3 separate regions of the Homo sapiens genome follow, and all the other regions are linked to region 3. A link is a contact called in ENCODE Hi-C or POLR2A ChIA-PET data. All regions are on one chromosome and are shown on one strand. The core of a region is the stretch at or near the end of the contact, and the rest is flanking DNA. Distances in the headings are between cores, read along the strand shown. Region 1 holds the start of MECOM (MDS1 and EVI1 complex locus). Region 2 holds the start of SEC62 (SEC62 preprotein translocation factor). Region 3 holds the start of NLGN1 (neuroligin 1).

Region 1 (5,116 bases), core at 1,743-4,242, 3.7 Mb after region 3:
CCTGCTCTGGTCTCACGGCTGGGACTGGGACAGGTGGAAGTGACAGGGTCCAGGCACTTGAGAATGGGAACCGGCCGGGGCGGACGCGCAGAGGTCGCGGCGCTATCAGCCGCGAGCGCGACCGGTTGCTGCTGGGTGTTTGCTCCATCAGGTTAAACACACTTGAACTAGCAACTTAGCTCTTTATTAGCGCACACTTAGGGCAGAAAGCTAATGATAAAGAAAGAAAAAGAAAAGGAGAGAAAAGGAAAAGAAGCCCAGCTTTTAGGTTTGAAAATAAAAAACGAATGATATTGAGAATACTTTTATTTATTTAAAAGACGATGTCTTGTCTTTTCACAATGGCTTGGTCTGGGGACAGAGAAGAGTTTGCGTTTATTATTTGTTAGAAGGGGTTGGATTTTCTCGTGGCCCGAAACTGTTAGAAAGACCAGGGAGAAAGCTGGAGCGCTGAAGCGACAGCGGAGACTTCAAACCAGAAGGGGAGGGGTACTCCAGCCGCGCCTCATTCCGCCTCCCACTCCGCCAACCCCCCTTCTAGAAAAGTTTAAAAGACGGGGACCTTTAAATTTGGAGGTTCGGAGACTCCGATTCACTTCAGTCTTCCACCTCCCACCCAGTTCCCCTCACAGAACCCACCCCCTACCTCCCCAACCCTCCACGTGGTTTATAATTTCTCAGCAGCAACAGCAAGCTCAGCTTCACATGTGGGTCTTGCATTTAATCTCAGAGTTTGGTACCTTGGTCCCCTCCTTTCCTAGGAACATTTCTTGCACCCCTCTTAACCTCCCGTCTCCAAGGGAACCTAGACATAGACAGACCCCCTGGGGATGAGGTGAAAGGGATTAGCCGGAGGAGTGGAGGGGAGGATGGCGGTTCTTTTCTTTTTTCTTTTCTTCTCTTTCTTTTTTTTTTTTAAGCTACCTTGGCGGTTGGGCACCAAGGCAAGGTGCTCAGCCACCCCTGGGGTGCCTGGCAGGGAAGGTGAGGATTGGAGGGACAAGACCTAGATTTTGACAGCTGGGATCTTCAGGTGCTGCTGGTCTGTCCCCTGGCCTAGGGGATGGTCCCTAGAGAGTCTCTTACACCGATCAGAAGCAGCCTTATGAACTTCTTGCCAGTCAGCCTAGTGTTTGTCTCTCCCTAGAGATTTTGTCCCCCCTTCCAAAGCCTCTCAAGACCCATTTCTCCGTTTCCTCGGAGGACATTTGCTGGTCAGAGGGTAGGCACCTCTCCATCTAAACTGAGGGAAGCTGGTGGAGTCACATTTTGGGGGAAGTTTCAGAGTCAAAGACCTGTGTGAACCTAACAGAATGTTGGAATGGCTGGTGCTTTTGCACACACCAAATGTGTTAGCACACTCACCTTTATGCACAGGACAGCGGGAATTCTAGGTCTGGAAAAAAACCCAGGTGCCTCTTTAATTCAGAGTGGATAATAGAGTTCTCTTGTGCCCACGCGTGTGGGCACTAGAGCCTTCTCTTTTGGAAGTTGTTTTACTCCTGTTGTGAGTAATTCCCTCCTTTACCTTCCTACTTCCCTTCCTCACATTTCAACCTTATACATCTGTCTCCCTTGAGACCTGTAGCTTGGTTCTCCAGGGACCTCTATCTTACAGCCAAATGCCCCCAGAATTACACAGCTCTGGATAAAGGAAAATGGTAGGCATCCTTAACAAGGACAAATTCTTTGAACTTTGATTCTCTTGAATAAAGAGATTTGCAGGCCATTGATACCCTTTGGGGTTGAACCTTGTTATTTGCTCTCTCATGTCTGCAGTCCTAGATTTGATAATAAATACCAACAGGTACGACTGGGCATTCTCAATGATTCCCCTTTCCCTCCACAGCCTTTGCCAAACTCATGCCCAGGACCTGCTTTTCTTTTCCTTTAACTTGAACATCAAGGATGTATTGTTGCAGCACGGAGACTGAAAAGATTGTAATTTTCTTTTATGGTGTCTGGCAGGATTTGCAACAGATATTAATGGGGACATAAATAGCACATGGAAGGTATTGAACAAAACTGTTTAATGCAAGAAGGTTGTACCAAAAGAAAATCTATACCTAGTTGGGATTGATTCATACCTTGTACACAGCTAGCCCCTTTAGGAATTCCCATTTCTGAGTGGCACTTCATTGGTAAATCCTGTAATTAAAGGAAATTTCAACAATGTATTTTTTTAAGAGTGTGTGATTTTCCTCCCTACTCCTCTTTCTTTTGACCCCGAGGTTGTAGGTTTAAGCGAGTGAGTGAAAATGGCAGGCAAGCAGAGCTGCATCGGGAGGCGACCGGGGCAGCAGTGGGGGAGGCCGGAAGGTGACAGCCGACCTCTGAGAAAGCAGGAGGTCTTTGGATGTCAAATGCCAGCGCCGGCCCGGACCCGGGAATCAAGGGTGATCATTACTACTTGGTAGGGAAAGAATACTGAAATGTCCCAAGGATGGCAGCAAGCATTGGTATTACAGCTAAAATCGAGGAAAAAACCAGTTATTTATTCTGCTTACAACCCTGAAAGCGGAAGCTGCAATAGCTTCAGTAGCAGTAGCAGCGGCAGCAGTAGATTTCTCAAGTTCAGGATGATTCTCACTTTCTCCTGGATTATTAGCCGAGGGTCCAGCCCTTCTAGTTCTTTAACAGGAGAAGGGTTTTTAAAAAATGTTTTTAAAGTTTTTTTCCCCCCTGGCTTCTTGCTTCCCTCGTAGATGGTATAGAAAAATGTCTGCAATTTATGGTGGGAAAAACAATAACAATAATCATGATACAAGCTTGTTGGCGATTCTAACATGGAATCAATCCTCTGCCCAAGCCTTTTCAATTCCCCCCTCCCCTTTTTTTGGGCGAGGTGTCTGCTCCCCTCTGGCTCCCTGCGTTCGCTCCCCGCCCCCCGCCGCCCTCCCCGCGGCTCCCTTTCTCCGCCTCCTCGGCGATTGCCATCTGACAAGATCTCCAAATCAAAGTGATAAATCGCTCCAAACTTTTTTTGGCGGCGCTGAGATGTTGGAGGGGCGTCTAGCGCGCATGTGCGAAGGTGTCCAAACTGACAATGCTGGAGAGATAGCGAGTGTGGATTGAGAGAAAGGGAGAGAGGGAGGGAGAGAGAGTGAAAGAAGAAAATACAGAGAGTGAGTGTGTGGAAGAGAGAGAGAAACAGGAGAGAAACAGGAGGGAGGGAGAGAGAGAGAGAGAGAGAGAGAGAGAGAGAGAGAGAGAGAGAGAGAGAGAGAGACAGGAGAGAGAGGGAGGGAGCGAGAGGGAGAGCAAAAGAAGGAAAGGATCCAAGAAAAAAAAGCCCCAACCACACACCAGCGGCTGCAGGACTGGGCACAGCATGAGATCCAAAGGCAGGGCAAGGAAACTGGCCACAAGTAGGTGCAATATCCCTTTTCTATTGGCTTTTCCCCCTCCTCTGCCATCTTGCATATCTGTCTCTAGCGCTCCGGGAGGGAGCGCGGGCTGCCTCTTGCGCCGGGGCCCCGGGTGGAGGGCAGGCGGAGCGCAGCCCCAGCAACCTGCCGGTTCCAGTCTCTGCTCCCGGTCGCCCGCGCTCTCGCTCCCGGGTTGGGCGCCGGAGGAGCCTGGGCAGCCCTCAGTCCCGCGCACCGACCAGCTGTGGCAACCCCGGGGTGGGGGTGGGGGTGGGGGCAGCAAAGACTAGGGGTGGGAGGGAGGAGAGAGCGCGAGAGTGAGCGCGAAGGGGTGGGGTGGGGGGGAAGAGAAGAGGAGAAAGTCTCCCCCTCCCCTCCCCTTCCCCCCAGGCGGGGGAGAGTTGCCTCTGGCCAACCAGCTAGTCCCGGGTGTGGGAGGAGGGGGGCGCGGGGGATGGGGGGCCGGCAGGAGAAGGGAGCCTTTTCGAGCCTCGGTTTGTTTCTGGGGTTTGGGTAGGGTAGGCGGCTCAGAGGGAGCCACAGTGGCGGCGGCGGCGGGCGGCTGTGGTGGACTTGGGAAAAGTTGCGAGGCGGCCGCTGGAAGTTGCGCGGGCGGGCGGGTGGACTGCGCCGAGCCGCGGCTGCGGTAGTGGGCGCTGTGCGCTCGGCCATGCTCTCCGGCGCGGCGCTGCGCGGCGGGAGGACTGCGGCGGGGAGTAGGGGACACCAAGGTGGGGGCTGTGATCGCGGGGTGGGGGCGGGGGCACGGGCAGAGCAGAGCTACCGGCTCCGCACAGCCACGCGCAGGTGGGGAGGAAAGAGGCCCAGCGAGCGCTCGGACGTGGGGAGAGAAGAGGCCCAGCGAGCGCTCGGAGAGCCGGGAGTGGAGGGCACACAGCCAGCGGCGGCAGCCTAGGAGCAGGAGGCAGAGAGGGCGCGCTGCGACCCGCGCACCTCGGGCTTGCTGGGCGCCGAGCAAACCCCAGGGGGCGGGCTGCCAGAGCGTTGGGCCGCGGAGAGGGCGCAGCGCAGCCTCCGGCGCTTCGTCTGGGTGCAGCCTGGGTCCAGGGTCAATAACCCTCCCCGGCGCCCCCTGCCTGCCCGGCGCGGAGCGGCCTTGGTCTGGCGGGATGTGGGCTAAGGGGTTTGGGGAGGGGGCGGTGGGAGTCCCATCCCCCACTCTTACAGCAAAAGTGTTGGATGACTCGCCTGGCTTTGCCGGCGGGGCCCACACTTTCCCACACGGTGTGATGCTCCGCCAGGACTGTAGACGACAGGACTGCGTTTGTCCAAATGCTTCTACTTCGAGTTGAAGGGGACTCAGGGACACTGAGCCCCGGAGCGGCTGGGAGCGCTCTTCCTTGAGGTGTCAATAGGCGGGGCTGGAGCTGCCTCGGGAGTGGACAGGCCGCGGTTCTCTCTCCCACACTCGCACTCGCCGAAAACAAAACTCTCTAATTGTGTTGTTTACGGAACGCAGAAATGAGAGATCGGAGATGGGTGGGATGCTTCTCCCCAGTGAAATCCCAGTCTCCCCCCGCGCGACCCTCGCACATTAGAACCAAATACGGTAGGTATCGTATCCACGCCTCCTTGCTCACTGCGTCCCTGCAGCAGCCCGGGAAGTCGGCGGCACCTCAGCAGGCTCGGCTTCGCGGGCATTGGAGTCGGCGGTGTAGCCCCGCGAGATGCTGTCATCCCAGGCGCCTTTCCAGTGCTTTGTGCAGTCCTCACCCAAGCACTCGTAC
Region 2 (4,649 bases), core at 1,482-3,981, 3.4 Mb after region 3:
AAGACTGAATTTATGAAAAAGGCTTCCAAACAAACCCTACTAGATCCTTTTAAACTCTAAAATTTCTTGATACCAGGATTGTAAATCAACTTCTACTATGCAGCAGCACATTGTTAATCTATATGTAGTTACTGTATGAGTACATGTAGCTCACTTCTGGTTTTCAGTGACCAGTAATGAGTCCAAGAAGGAAATGTGACAACAGTCCTCTTGCTAGAAACTTCGATGGGACACGAGAATCTGAAATTATACTGAATTACAAAGAAAAAGCAAATTAGCTACTTTTTTTTTTAACCCTGAACTTATTTGTTTGTATCAAACATTTCTCCCCAATGTGCAAAGTATAATTAAAGATCACTGAATCTATTAACCATCTTTCTAAACATAAAACATCAAGCAACAAATGACAGAAACTCAGTTGGTATTACAGACCTTTTGCCTAAAAATTCTACAACAGGATCTTTTTTGTAAGTTAAACTCTGAACTTTTCATTACATTTGATCTTTTTATCACAAGTGATGTATTATAGTTTCTGATTATCTGGAATGATAAAACTGAGGTACTTTCTAGGCTAGTATATTTTCATAAGTGTGTTAGGCTGCATGAAAGTAGTACTCTAAGATCTCTCACAAACATTTTATACAGCCATGTAGAAAATTTCAAGGACAGAAAAATAAATGTCACTTAATTTTGCAGTATGCCCAGTAGATTTTAATAATCAATCCTCAAATAATAGAAAGTAAACAGCTATACTCTACATAACTCCCAACCTAATAGTTTACTGAATAGAGGGTTGTTAATCTTTCTTCAGCATATCAAAGAGTAGTTAACAAAAAATAAAATAACAATCCAATCTAAATCCTTCATCCTGGGTAAGGAGTAGAATAGAAGGGAGGGGCTGCGTGCCAAACACTTTTAATAACTTTTAATAAATAAGTTGACTCACCTATTATTTTCACAGCAATCTTAAAGTTTTTCTTTTTTCTTGCTTTTTTTTTTTTTGAGGTAAATATGTTTTCTTACCGATGCAGACAGGGAGGTAAAAATTAACTTGCTCAAAGTTACTCAGCCAATAATTGGTGGAGGTGGGGTACAAACAGGCAGTTTGGCTCAAGTTTTAGCTCTCTGCCACTGTCACATTACTCCACAGCCTCTGTTTAATATAAGATCACAACTAAATAAGAGCAGCTATTCAAAAGGTGAATTATATAGCCCTTACAACAATATTAAAGAGCAACTGGAATTGTAAAACAATGTGTATTGAAGGGCATAAAATTGTACTGTCAAGTGTAAATCTAAGGAGTTCTGTAAGTACAAATCTGACAGACAATTTCAATATACAATCTAATAAAATACTGTATACCCACGTCAGAGGAATAACACTAACTCTTGAAAGATTAAGAACAGTATAATTAGAAACTTCTACTGATCTTAAGACCTAGTCTTATCTGTCTGAACTCGAAATCTGCCTCTTTCTAATTCCCTTCTGCACCCTGTTCGGAACTACTTTATTTCTGCCAAATTCCAAAATTCCAAATTTACTGATCATGTGTGTCTTTTTCACAGCACTTAAAAAGTTTACAGAAGAATTTTAACTTGCATAGCTCAAAACATCTGTATTGTACGCCAATAAATCGATAAACTTAAAAAAAAAAAGAAGGGATAAAATGGAAGAAAGAAAAAATCATTCTAAGCAATGAAATAGTAAGGAACAGAAAGGCAATGATGAATGTAACAATTTATGATTATAGTAACAATTTACTACATGTGATCAATTTGAGGGCTTATGAAGGTTTCTCAGCACATCAGCTGATGAGACGACTAATAAATATCCTGAGTCCAAGATGTTCTACATAATTAATCCTCTTGGCAAAGAACAAGAACCAGGGAAAATCGCAAGGAAGAAATGCACAAATGACACGCATGTGGAATTAGGGGGAGATGTTATGTACGTTACTACGAGGATGACACACTGGCATGTGAAAGGTTTCTGGGCTCCACCAGCTCGTTGCAGCACCAACGAGGTTGTGGTTGTTTACACCACGTCGCCCGGAAAAAAGCCGGCAAGCTTCAAGTGGACTATTAAGTTAATAATATTGAAGGGAAAGAAGGGCAACGCAACTGAACATCTGGATGAGCAGATCCCTGCCTAGGCCCCGAGGCAGCTGACCAAGTCCAGATCATTCCCCCTTACGGTCTATGCGCACAAAGAACCAGCTGCTTTAGGTCAGTCCGCCGCCTCCTGCTACCCCTATTACCGTGGCCTTAATTTCAGGCCAGCTAAGGCCAGAGGATGGGGTGAAGGGAGGGGAGGAGCCCCGGGAAGGGTCAGCGTCTGCGCCCCAGGGGAGGCTGACCTTCCAGCTCAGGCCCGGGACAGCGCGACCACAGGAACTCCAGGCCCACAGCCGCGCCTCCGCAGCCGGATTCTGAGCGCGGCGCCTCCTTCCTTCCCCTGCTGCTCCACCACCACCTCCGTCTCTGTCTCCGCCGTCGCCAACACCGCCCCCCCTCAGGCCCCTCACAACGCGCAGCCTGCAGCCAGCTGCCTCGCGGCGGAACCCCACCCCACCCCACCCCACCTCGCCCTTGCTTTCGCTCGCCCTTTTAGGGGGCTTTCCCCGCCCCTTCCACTATCCAGCGCGCCGAAGCCCCCTGCCCAGAGCTCGGCTTTGCTACCTGGATCCGCTTCTTGTGTCTCCTGCGTTCCGCCATGTTGGCCGCTCCGCCCGGTTCCCTCTGACGTGGAGCGAGGAGGGGGCGGTGGAAACCTCGCGAGAACGCGCCCCGAGGCCCGTTATGTAATCCGCCGGCTGGCGCCCCTGGAATGGGGAGGTCGGCCGCCTGGCGGGGCCAGCGGTCCTTAGCGGTGCCTTCTCTCCCCTCTTCCCTCCGCTCCTGCTGTGCGGGAACTGGAGAATCGTTAGGACGTGGAGGAAGCAGAGAAGTGGATCAGAGAACAGGAGGGCTGGGAAGAGTCCTGGTTTCTCAATCCTGACTGAGCATCTGAATCACCTGAGAAGCTACTAAAATGCAGATTCCCCGACCCCATCCCCTTAGAGTCAGAGTCTGTGCATTTAGGGTGCGGCCTTTCTCAGAGGGATCGACTGAGACCTACTGAACCCTAGAAGTCTTTACCTGAGGCAGTTCCTGCAATGTACTGTATATTTCATGACATTCCATGTAAAAGATGACAAGACCGAGACCGTTGAGTGACAGAGATAAGAACTGACTTATCTAAGGCTCCACAGGTGGTAGATGGCAGAGCCGAGACCTGAGCCAATTATCTTTTCTCCTGCACTGTGCGGGGTAATACAGCTCGTTTAAAACAAGCTGGAGTCTCCATTCCGTTTTCCGCGTTGCTTCTCACAACTCACTGTTAGAATCCAGAAGTAAGAGAACCCGGGGAAGCGTAAGGAAGATGAATAGGACAAAGATTCTAAGAAGGTGGGAAGGAAGAAGGCTGCAGTCTATTTCAAGTCTGGTGAATTTCAATCACTGTAGCCTTTATTGTTATTTTAGAGCCACCTAGACCAAAAGAGAAGGAGCTCAAATTGCTGGTAAGTGCTTAGATAGAAATTCCCTTGACTGACTTTATAGAGATCTTTAAAGCGTTTTTAATTGTAGAAAATTGGGAAAATTCAGAATAGAAAGATGTTCTTTTTTTTTTGATGCTGAGTTTCGCTCTATATTGCCCAAGCTGGAGTGCAGTGGCGCAGTCTCGGCTCACTGCATCACCGAACTCCTCGTCTCAACTGATCTCCCTCCTCAGCCTCCTGAGTAGCTGGAACTACAGGCATGAGCCACCACACCTGGCTAATTTTTACTTTTTTTGTGTGGAGATGGAGTTTCCTTATGTTGCCCGGGCGGGTCTTGAACTCCTGGGCTCAAAACGATCCACCTGTCTCTGTCTCCTGAGTAACTGGAACTACAGGCGTGAGCCACTGTGACCGTTCAGTTTATTTTCTTATAGTATTCTGACTTTGTGTGTGTGTGTGCATGTGTGTTTGTATTTATATTTTTTCCTGTTTCCCAAATTGAGATCATATGCAATAAGGCAGCTGCTTTTTTCACTTAATGTTAGGTTGTAAGCGTTTATTATACCATTAAAATTTTTTTCCAGGTTTCCCATATTATATATCTAACCTAAGAGCAATTAAATATGTAAGTAAGGCAAATTGCAGCATCTTGATGCCTAATTTTTTAATAAAGTAAGATTGCTGAATTTTTTTTTTTTTTTTGGACTATGCAGTTCTGGTCTCAGGAGTCATTTAATTCCTTTCTCCTCTATAATCTATAATTTGGGTGTGTGTATAGTCAGGGATGGGGTGAGAAAGAAGTAATTATTCTTGCCAATTAACCCAAAACATAATATAGAATATGAAATGTCTTTATTTCCTTCAATCCCTCTACCCACCCAGAATGATGAATCTGTTTTGTGCTGTTTTATGTGGACATAAACACTGGACTATTTTATAGGAGACCTGGTCTATAAATGAAAATATTATTGCATTCAGTAGGTATTGAGTGCCTACTAGATAGATGTCAAATGTTAGGTTAGGACTATGGTGGGGAATAAAAATCCTTTATAGACAATGACTCATCCTCAAGTTACTGCCTTACTATTTTCTTCATCAGCAGAGCTTTAA
Region 3 (4,935 bases), core at 1,219-3,718:
GATAATTAAAACATAACTGAAAAATCATATCTTCCTATTGACAATCCAGTAAGATGGAAACCGACTGCAAACTTCACTTCAAAAACTAAGCCTTTAAAATGTGGCAAAGGTATATGTTACACAGCTGCAGTTTCTAATACTACTGTTACTTTTAACTGTGTTTTGCTTACAAAAACTACAAATTAGTATTTGTTAGGTAATTTGTGAAATAACTCCTTTGTGTAAAAATAATAAAGAATTATCAAGATAAACCATTACTATGTTAAAAACTGTTTCAATACATGAAAACCCAGAGAGATACGTCACTCAAAGCTATATCTGTATTAATATTGTCTCACAAAAAGTTGTCAATAGCATTAAAATGTATGTGAAAAATTTTATAAAAAACTCAGATCTCAGATTTATAACTGTATTTTATAGTTCTAGCTACTTAATTATCCTATAAAGAAAACCAGAAACAGCTAGTTTAATGTAATTTGAAGGGATATGTAGATCTTGGCACTGGATAACCATGTGAAAATAGTAAAAGCAGAATAAAATATAAGAATTTCAGAGTTGGAAGAGACTTTGGAGAGTGATCCAAGAAAGTCATCCAGGAATGCATAGGGTCATCAGGCCTTCCAACACCCTGCAAATGAAACCAATGGAGTTCTCAGCCTACCTTCTTTAAGTGTATATTTCACCTTCAACTTCAAAGCCATTCAAACATTTACATTTGAAAATATGTTATTACTAAATGTAAGTGGAAAATTTCACAAAATAAAACTATACTGAGGGAATAAAGAAAAGATTGACAGCAAGTACTTTGGGGGTGGAAGAAGGGAGACAATGGGAAGGACGGGAACTAAAGAAGCTTTTCTTACTCCACACTACTGGAACTCTAGTAGAATCTGCTGAAAGATTGACTCCCTCAATTTCTGCTTATGTTAAGAGGATTGGGAAGACTAACTGCAGAATAGCAGGCTTACAGAAAACAGTTACTTCTTTTAATCAAACCATGTAATCAGAAGGCCTGAGTAATGATTAACTTCCACTTTCTCTGTGAATCACTCAATCACTCTGCAGTGCAAGTAGACTTAGATTCATTCTCTGCCAAAGGCACAGTAAATTTAATGTTTTTGCATTTAACATTTAATATTTTAAATATATGAATGGCCCTTGCTTCTGAGCTCATTTCAAAAACCTTGTGTTCTGCTAGGTTACAATGGCTGATAGAAATGCTGAGACATTTTATAGGTTTTACACTCAAACATAGGTACACATACCCTTTCTCAGTGACATTTTAATATCTATGATCCTATTAATAATTGAGCACAATTAATGGTGAGAAATGCATTAAGACCCTGTAATTTTCATGTACAGCATGACAACTCAATTGACTTAAGCAAAAATAGTCTACCGGAGTTTGAGTATAAAAAGAGGGAAAATGAGTATATTAACTACCTGTAAAAATGCAGAGTAACAGATACTGGGTTAACTATACGAATTCACGTTTCCCAAGTGTTATATGTATCACTATGGCCCTGGAAATGCAAAAAGAAATAGTACCTTTGTGGAGGCCAACTGTTCATGATTTAGAATTATCACAAATGAATCAAATATTGGACATGTAATATCCCTCATCTCTATAACACACTAACAACCTCCTCTGGAAGAAATTATTCCCAATGCAAAATCTCAACCTAAATAATTTTAAATTCAGGTGGTTTTTCATTTCTACTCACAAGGCATTGTGTTGAGGCGGGCAGGAGTCGGTGGAGAACGGTTTAAATGTTTGGAATACCTTCTCTTCCCAGGAGAGTTTATTGCCCAATAATGCATAATATATTAGTTGCTCAACGCGGGGGATCTAGGGAGTGACATCTTGACTGGAAACACACAGATCTGAAAACCACCTCTCAGGAAACGTTGTGGGGAAGAAGAGCAACTTTCTTATCCCTGTCAAACTAACCGGCGGAACCAACCCCAGAACTAGCCGGAGGGCCTGGGGAGAGCAGAAGGCTGAAAGCAGCTCCTCTGCGCTCCGCCGAGGGTTCAGGCAAGGGTTTTCTTCTGGAGGCGGCATTGTTCCTCCATCTGCTCAGCCTCCGTATTTCGCCAGGAAACCCTCCCCGCTTTCTCGTAATCTGTTCCTTATTTCTTTTGTACCTCTCAGCCGATTTCCATGCTCTTGGTCTCTGTGGTCCCAGGGCACAGCTCTAGGGTGAAGAGCTGCAGTGACTGGGGCGCCGCTCTAAGGCTTTGGAGGCGACTGCACTCCGCCCGGGCTCTGGCAGCGTGAGCGCCGCACAGTCGCTCGCTCCCTTCTCTCCGGTCTCTCCGGCTCGGACGGGCTCTCCCGGCCTCTCATCACCCACTCCGACTCGCCTTTCCTGCCGTGTCTCCCCACGCCAGCTCCGCGCGCTCGGCGCTGGCCGCCCGGGCGCGCTCTCCGCGCCGCCGCCTGATCCTCGGCTTACAGCCGCGGCGCTCCCCCGCCCGCCCACAGGCCGGGACTCCGAATTGAAGGGTCAACCCTCCGCGGGGAGGCGGGGAGGAGCGGCGAGGAGAGCTGGGGCAAGTGGGGAGCCGCGGGTGGGGGGACTGACGGGGGAACGGGAGAGTGAGGCCAAGAAGAAAGAAGATGCATCTGCTCCGAAGACGCCAATGAAGAAAGGACAGAGGGGGCAGGAGTGGAGTGGGGGAGAGAACGCCCACCAGGAGGGTGGGCAAAACGGGCAATTTACAAACTGCCGGGGCTGGAGATGCCGCGCGGAGGAGGAAAGAGGTTAGCGGCACAGAAGAAGAAATGAGGGGAAGTTCCCACATCTCCCCAAAAGGTCACGTTTGAAAACCGTGTCCCTTGAACGGGAGTTAAACAAGCGACTGGCCATGGTGTAAAAGGTGGATTTAAAAGGAAATTTAGTGTCATGTACTTATTTAGACACGGCTTCGTCTCGCTCAACTCTGGCAAATTACCCTCCAAGTAAAATGTATTGGTTTTATGCAGAAACGGAAGGCGAATCTCCTCCACTGTGGACTCCTCCTGAGATTGGTTTGTTTGCTGGTTATCTTTCTTTTTAAATGAAAAAAAGCGTTTGGGAGCTTCCATGAACCCCAACGCTTAAAAAAAACCACCCAGTTTATTAAAGTTCATTATTTTTTATTGCTTTTATTTTCATCAGAGGATAGGGTGAGGGACTGGCATCTTCAGATGTTTAAAACACTTATTTAGGTAGCATTATTTTTTATAAAGGACACGATTTCCTAAAACCGCCAGAAAGGCTATTGGAAAACTCAGCTACTAGCCTGGGAAAGAGAGACGCATTTAAACTCAAATAGACGATTATACCTCCAGCACCCCCCACCCCCACCCCAATGGGATTGGAAAAGGGTTGAGTTTACAGAAGAGAGAGAGCAGAGAAGGGTGGGTGGAAGGTGGGGAAGGCGAAGGAGAGGCAGGGAATAGGAAGTTCTCGGCAATCCCCGGGATTAAGGTAAACGCCGGAGCTCGGCGGACGCAGGAAGCTCCCTTACCTTTCTCTCTAAGCCCCGTTTGCACCTGATCTGCAACCATAAATACTTCGTGGTGCTTAGTGTGCAGCCAAACGATGGCCAAATGTTAAACAATTCTTCACGCTCCCTCCCCCTTTTAAAAAACAGGCTCAAAAGAATGTTAATAGTGTTCTTGTTATCCATCGGCTCCAAAACATTCCGTTTCGTGGGGAGGAGAGACGAAAACCAGGCCCTTGGGCACGCGTATATGTATTTATATATTATGCGGTCGGTATATAAACATATATACGTTTCCTGCATGTAAATCCAAAATGAAAAGCACCACAGATGCTTCTGTAAACGGGAGGGGACAGCGAAGAGCAAAACTTGGCAAGCCAAATGTATCCAGAGATTTCGTACCAGGAGCCACCTGCTTCAATATGCAGAATTTCCGAGAAGATTTAGAGGGAGAAGGAAAAAAATTAAAAATAAAATACCCAAAACACACACTTGAAACTGGAAGACACCTATGAAGCTTGGAAATGGAGAGGATGAGAAGATCTCCCGGGGCTACAGATCCTCAGCTAAGTGAGCAATCGCCTCCGAAAATCATAGGCGGGGAGGTGGCTGCAGATGCGTCCCCTGCTCCGGTCCCCGCCGCCGCCGCCGCCGCCGCCACTGCTACCTGTAGACACGCACACACACACGTACACGCGCGCACACACACTGCCACCTTCTCTCTCTCCCTCTCCCCTCACTCCGTGGCGTTGTCGGGTGCAGGAGTCTGAATCAAGCCAGACCATCCTCCAGACCCAATCCTGCCCCCCTCAGAGCCAGGACTCCCTCCGCTGCCTCCCTCTCCCCGCCCGGTTTATTGCACAGCGTCCCCTCCCCTGCGCGCCCCTCCCGCCGGTCGGAGGCGCGATCTTGGTGGGGGTGGGCTTCGGGGGCGCGGGTCCGGCGGTGGCAGACTTGGTGCTGGTGATGGCCCCTCCCTTTACAAGTTCCGCCCTCCTCCCTTACTCCTCCCGCGGCAGCCGAGCGTCCTCCGCCCGCAGCTTCCGCAGCGCCCGCGGCGGCAGGAGGGGTGAAGGGCCCAGGGAGTCACGTGTGAGGTTCGCCAAACCACTCAGAGCGGCGTGTGAGTGAACGGGCACGACCGCCCAGACGCGAGGCGTCGGACGCTCTGAGTTTCTGTCTTCTCGGCGTCATCGTGCTCCGGTTCCAGGCGTTTTCGTCTTGGTGACGGAGAGCGCGGAGTTGGAGGCAACAGCCTTCCACTGTGCCTCTTCTTTCCCCCGCCCCCCTCTTTTTGGTAAATCTCTAGCCACCAAACTCCCCTCTCTTTCCTCTGCTTCCTCTAGCTAGAGGCAGAGTAATCTCTGAATTGAAGCGTTCGTTGGCTGTAGACTGTTCCGTGCGAGTAGTGTGAACGCAACGCCACTGCCTTTGGCCTCTTCC

Evidence for each region. Hi-C counts contacts between places; a loop is a spot of excess contacts on that map. ChIA-PET counts read pairs that join two places held with the same protein, here RNA polymerase II (POLR2A). Pooled maps may share reads with other maps.
Region 1: a loop to region 3 is called in a map of naive thymus-derived CD4-positive, alpha-beta T cell, with 14 times the contacts of the local background. The contact joins the promoter of MECOM here to the promoter of NLGN1 in region 3. A Hi-C loop is called at or near these places in 1 of 168 maps with a recorded cell type or tissue (naive thymus-derived CD4-positive, alpha-beta T cell), 2 of 37 single-sample maps with no recorded cell type and 8 of 50 pooled maps.
Region 2: a loop to region 3 is called in a map of ascending aorta, with 7 times the contacts of the local background. The contact joins the promoter of SEC62 here to the promoter of NLGN1 in region 3. A Hi-C loop is called at or near these places in 1 of 168 maps with a recorded cell type or tissue (ascending aorta) and 2 of 50 pooled maps. POLR2A ChIA-PET finds 5 or more read pairs at or near these places in 1 of 52 experiments (activated CD8-positive, alpha-beta T cell).

Annotation. Positions count from the first base shown.
Region 1 is chr3:169,661,588-169,666,703 of GRCh38, reverse strand. It overlaps MECOM (MDS1 and EVI1 complex locus), which reads left to right and starts at 2,992. Exons shown (of 17, transcript NM_004991.4): 1 at 2,992-3,368. The coding sequence starts at 3,332. RefSeq lists an enhancer at 1-71 and a silencer at 4,001-4,100.
Region 2 is chr3:169,964,889-169,969,537 of GRCh38, reverse strand. It overlaps SEC62 (SEC62 preprotein translocation factor), which reads right to left and starts at 2,731. Exons shown (of 8, transcript NM_003262.4): 1 at 2,680-2,731. The coding sequence starts at 2,715. It also overlaps the pseudogene FHL1P1. RefSeq lists enhancers at 524-1,056, 2,613-3,052.
Region 3 is chr3:173,395,277-173,400,211 of GRCh38, reverse strand. NLGN1 (neuroligin 1) reads right to left here and starts at 2,468. Exons shown (of 7, transcript NM_001365925.2): 1 at 2,149-2,468. RefSeq lists an enhancer at 3,700-4,199 and silencers at 4,425-4,514, 4,535-4,614.